Regions from separate parts of the Homo sapiens genome. Here region 1 is linked to region 2. The links are chromatin contacts, found by Hi-C in ENCODE. All regions are on one chromosome and are shown on one strand. Each heading gives the region's core, a stretch centred on a gene start or an enhancer-like site at or near the end of the contact. The rest is flanking DNA. Distances are from core to core; before and after follow the strand shown.

Evidence for each region. Hi-C counts contacts between places; a loop is a spot of excess contacts on that map. Pooled maps may share reads with other maps.
Region 1: a map with no recorded cell type shows a loop between it and region 2 (2.5-fold over the local background). The contact joins two enhancer-like sites. A Hi-C loop is called at or near these places in 3 of 37 single-sample maps with no recorded cell type and 5 of 50 pooled maps.

What each region holds. Positions count from the first base shown.
Region 1 is chr2:12,587,062-12,589,761 of GRCh38, reverse strand. No RefSeq gene overlaps it. Among named protein-coding and RNA genes, the nearest start is that of TRIB2, 130 kb to the left of the region's middle. Within about 2 kb of position 1,366, at least 8 of the 41 ENCODE cell types and tissues checked have a DNase peak (open chromatin) inside an H3K27ac peak, as active enhancers do.
Region 2 is chr2:12,286,029-12,288,728 of GRCh38, reverse strand. The region is part of intron 3 of MIR3681HG (MIR3681 host gene); the gene reads right to left. Among named protein-coding and RNA genes, the nearest start is that of MIR3681, 88 kb to the right of the region's middle. Within about 2 kb of position 1,433, at least 4 of the 41 ENCODE cell types and tissues checked have a DNase peak (open chromatin) inside an H3K27ac peak, as active enhancers do.

The DNA.
Region 1 (2,700 bases), core at 117-2,616, 300 kb before region 2:
AGAGATGAAAATTGATGTCTCAGGTGAAAAATTTAATTTTCAACATGAATTTTTCTGACCACCGTGTGTCAAATAGGATGCAAAATGTTGAGGATACAATGATCTCTAACTTCATCTCATTCAGAAGTGGAGACTGTCTATCACGTGCAAGATGCAGGGAACGTTTACTAACTACCACCGAATACAGCAGAGCTGTGAATATAACGACAGCCACAGGTTCCTTGTCAGGAAGTGCAAAATAGGATCACACACACACACACACACACACACAATGTCTCTACAAATAACTAAGGTAGCCAAATAATAAAATATCTACCTTTCAAAATAGCTACACATTTAACATTCAATCATGTGTAAAGTATGTTAATTTTTCTCTGCTCATTTCCTGATGCAAGTTTATTTGAACTCATCCTGTCTCCTCAGTATCATGTCTTCCTTGTCAATCAAAGCGCTCTTTGAGTCACCTAGTGCGCCTAATCTTTATTTAGGTTTGAGAGGCAGATCTTCTTGAATCTTTATAAAAGGTTGTCACTGGAAGTTTTTTCCCAAGTCACAAGTTTCTATTTACTATTCATGATCTTTGCAACATACATCTCTTACCCAATTGCGTTCCTAAAGTGGTTTTGATATCCTTGTTTGTGACAACGTGCAAGAAATGAACTTGGGAGGTCATCACCAACTCCCAATCCCCAGAGAAATAATTACACCTAAATTACATTTCTTTGCCCCCTTTGTTAATAATCCCGTTAAGAGACTTCTATGGAGATCCAATACCAATGTTTACTGAGGTTGCTTCATGTTAATGTCTCTTCTCCAAATACTAATCTGATTTGAAAAGTAAAATATTTGGGAAAGTCCTCTATAGTAGATTTTATATAGAACTAGATATGTTGCAATTCCTTATTCTCAAAATGATGTGTAGTTTTGGGGAAGACAGTTTTCCTTTTAATCTGACCTTTATGGCATAAGTGGAAGGGTAATACAGTAGTCCCTCCATTTCCGTGGGGAATATGTTCTATGGAATATGTTCTAAGACCCCCACTGGATGCCTGAAACTGCAAATGGTACTGAACCCTATACATACTACACTTTTTTCTGTACATACATACCTATGATAAAGTTTAGCTCATAAATTAGGCACAGTAAGAGATTAACAACAATAATAAAATAGAACCTTGATCACAATATGCCAGTTTCACTATTGTTGCACTCTGAGGCCATTATTAAGCGAAACAAGGTTTCCTGCACACAAGTACTGCAATACCAGGACAGTGATTCTGAGAGCTGGGATGGCTACTGAGTGACTCACAGGCCGGGAGCATACGCAGTGTGGATACATTGGACAGAGGGATGAATCAAGTGCTGGGCAGGAGAGAGCAAGGCAGCACAAGGTTTCATCATGCTACTCACAATGGCACACAATTTACAACATGATTTCTTTCTGAGATTTTCCATTTAATGTTTCCAGACTGCAGTTAACCATAGGTAACTGAAAAGTGAAACTGGAAAGTGAAACTGTGGTTAAGGAGGAAGGAGGAAGTACTGTGTGGAAGAGAGTGTGAATGACTTTTTCTAGAAGAAAGGGGATGAGTTAAGAAACTTTCCAAGGAGGAAGTGATACTAGAGGGTGAGTTAGAAGGACCATAGGTCATGGTGTTAAGCAAGTGAAGTTGGAAGCACCCCTCATATAAAGGTACTATGGGGAAATGTTAAGAACCATGGAATATCTGAGATTTTCTTTTCTTTGCAACCAGGCAAGTTAGCTATTGCAGGTTCATGAGTGCCGGCAGAAGAAATGAGACTCCTGGACCAGAGACAAAGGACCATTGTTTACAACACAGACAGCAGCATAAACTTCATGGTTGCATTGGTTCGCCTTGTTCCAACTTCTAATGGAGGCAACACAAAAGTGGACTCAGGTGAATGCTGCATGCACAGGTGTGCATCACAAATGAGGAACTCCAATCTCATGAACTCAAATCTTTTATACTAGATTGCAAGCAAACTTGTGGGAATTTTTTCCCAGAAGGAAGACATTATCTTTCTTTTACCTGGCACTTAACAAACTTACCCTCTACTCTGGAGGATGATGCTATCTATATCTTCCAAGGCTTCTTGCTATACAAACATCCTTGAAAATATAGTTATCTTTTAGTGCTTCTGCTTGCAATACCTTCAGAAATGGGAAAACCCAATGGAGAATTGACTCCCAATAGGAAAAGCAAATATACTTGAAATGACTTACTTGAGGTCACAAAGCCAACCAGGTCTACTCACAGGCTACACAGTGCACATACACTCTACTCCCGGCCTTTCCTGCTGACATCATTCTTCTGTGGGATGATTGGGTCCTCTAGATAGCATGCAAGCCCGAGGAGGCACACAATGAGGGAAGAGCCCATGCAGCAGGCAGACTTCTAAAGTGACCCCCAATGGCCCACATCCTTGTACAATACTTACCCCTTGAGTGTAGGAGCAATAGGAAGGGTATCTCTTCTGTAACTAGATCAGTTATACATCAAAGGTGAAAAGATTTTGAAAATGTAATTAAGGGCCCTAATTAATTGACTTTGAGGTAGTCTAAGAGAGATTATCCTGAGTGAGTCTGATATAATCAGGCGAGCCATTTAAAACAGGTGCCTTGTTGTGGAAAGAGCCACATGACAGAGAATGACAGGTGTCTTCTAGAACCTCAGGAGT
Region 2 (2,700 bases), core at 184-2,683:
CTTAAACAGAGCTGACATATGAACCTGAACTTCTGAAGCCAAATTCTTGGTCCCGCTCCTGCATCAAGATGCCCTAAAACGATGTTGGGAAACAAAATGAAACGTGTTCAGAAAATGATCTGAATTTATCCAGCACTGGACAAATATCCATAACTGTTATTGTCCCCCAGTATCTTGTTTGCTACTGATATGAATTCTGCCTAGCATGGTTAATTTATAAGCAAATACACATGCTCTGATTCAAGGAGGGTATTCAAGTAAGCCCTCCTTCCCTCCAACATTAACCTTGAAAAACCAATGTAAACAGGATGACAAGTTTATTGTCCTGACACTGAGCTTCCATTCAAGGCACGGAACTGGGGAGGGGAGCCACCCTTTAAACTTTCTCAGCAGTTTAAGTTTAGGATCTTTGTCTGTTCATAGTTGATGGGGGAGAGAAAAGAGAATCTATGGTCTCAAGGCGTTTGTGGTGGGGGCTGCCACCAGAGATGAGAAAGGATAAGAATGTGTTCTTGGAAGGCTGAGATGAGGTCACCTTCATCAGATAAGCATACTCCCCCAGTCTATGGCCATGTGAGAAGAGGGTCTTTGTTAAGCTTCTTCCCCAGCAACACTTTCTGGATTTATTGATTATCTCCAGCAACCCATTGTTCAATCTATCTGATCCAGACTTGGTAAGCTTTATCCCAAGGGCTAAAAATAAAGGTATAGTCAATTGACTTGAAAGAGAATAGGAAATTGATTTCTTAGAGAAGCATTTCATAAATAGTAATGGGTAACATTTATCAAATGTGTACTTTACTTAAGCCAGGCATTATCTCATTTAATCATTTCTTCTTTTAATCTTTCCAACAGCCTTTTACTAGGTCAAGACTATTGTTATGTGCATTTTATAGCTAATAAAGCAAAAGCCCACAACTTTCTCAAGGTCAAGACTCAAACTCAGGGTTGCCTAATTCAGGGCTGTCTATGCTGTTTATGTCAAGTGTTAGTTGGTGATTACCCAAAAACAAATTCTCATTTGGGTAGGTTAGTGGCTTCCTGGGTTTCGAAAAGACTCCTCTCCCAGGGGTGTGAGGGTGTGGAGCAGCCGGTGCTTGCCTTGCCAGCCTGGAGCTGTGAGCCAGACACCTTCCCAGTCCTCTACCCCAGCTGAGTGACTCTGAAATTTATGTCCTGGGCTCAGTTTGTTTGTTTTCTATGAGGAATGACATGGAAATTGGCTGTAGAACTGAATCATGTCAAAAGTTAAAGAAAGCCGAATGGCTTCAAGCACAAACTTTTGATGGTTTACAAATGGGGAATAAATAGTGAAAGTGAAGAAAAGGGAATACAGAAAAAAAAACCCTTCTGTAATTGGCAGAGACATATAACAGATGAGTAACAGGAAACGCCGGAAGGTAAGGTTCAATGCTTAAAAAGGGAGTATCTCAGGAAAGATCTTTATCATAGAGAACTTTATCATAGTGCTTCCTTTCATTTTGGGTTATGAAAGCTAAAATAAGTAGCCTTGTTTCAAGAAAACAGTTTTCCTAAAGGGCAAAGAACAAATGTATTAATGTATACTTAGTGGCTTTGGCAAGTGATTTAAAGGGAAAGTCCTACTCCTTCCAGATTGATGGCCTGCACCTACATACCCATTGGTGGCATCAGCATAAACATTTGACTGCGTCGAGGGTCCAATTTTGATTTCTTGGAGCATCAATTTTCTAACTTAAAATTGGGGCAATAGTCTTATATGACTGTTGTGCTATAGGAAATAAAATAATGATATAGGAGTTAAAAAGAAATTATTCAGGCAGATAGTGAGAATAAGGAAGTCCTCAGTAAGGTTTTCCTTTTAATAAAAAGCAGCCCTAAAATCACTTTTTTTCTAACACAAAGCAGCCTGTAAGATCAAGCTAAAGACATAGATAAGCAAGTTGGAAGCCTGCGTGAGTGAATGCCAGCAGCCATGCCAATAGGAAAAGGCTACACAGGGGTTAGGCATGTTCAACAGGGCAGCTTCATTTTCCCTTTTCTTTGTCAACCACATATGCAGTGAGGAGCAGACAACATGGAGCAGGCCAGGTGGAAAATCCATTCGCATAATAAAAGATTAGGGTGGCATAGCCAGCTTCTTTGCAAACTATGTAAACGTCACACTTGGTCCAACCAATCTTTGGGCCCTATGTAAATCAGACATCACCTTCTCAAGCCAGCCTATAAAACCTCCTGCACTTCACCACAGACCGGAAGACCCACTTGGGCTCCCCATTTTCTCTGCAGGAGAGAGAGCTACTCTCTGTTCTCTTTCTTTTATCTATTAAACCTCCAGTCTTAAACTCACTACTTGTGTGTCCACATCCTTGATTTTCTTAGTGTGAGACAACGAACCTCTGGTACTTAACCCAGACAAAGACGGCACTTCAATAATATATGGGAAAAAACAACTGTAACAAATGCTTATAATAAGCTTTATATAATATAAAGAATTGGTTGCAACAAAATCCCTCTCTTTCTCTTTGACCCCTGAATCAGATACAGCTTCAAGTCCAGAGCACAGTTTCACAGTTAGCTATTGATGTGATTTAACTTTTTCAGAGACTATATCTTAAATATTTTAGATTGTCAACCTGCTGTACAGATAGTAGTCCAGGTAATCCTAGGTAAATAGTATTTGCTGAAAGATTTTTGACTGGTCCTATGGAGAACAAAGAG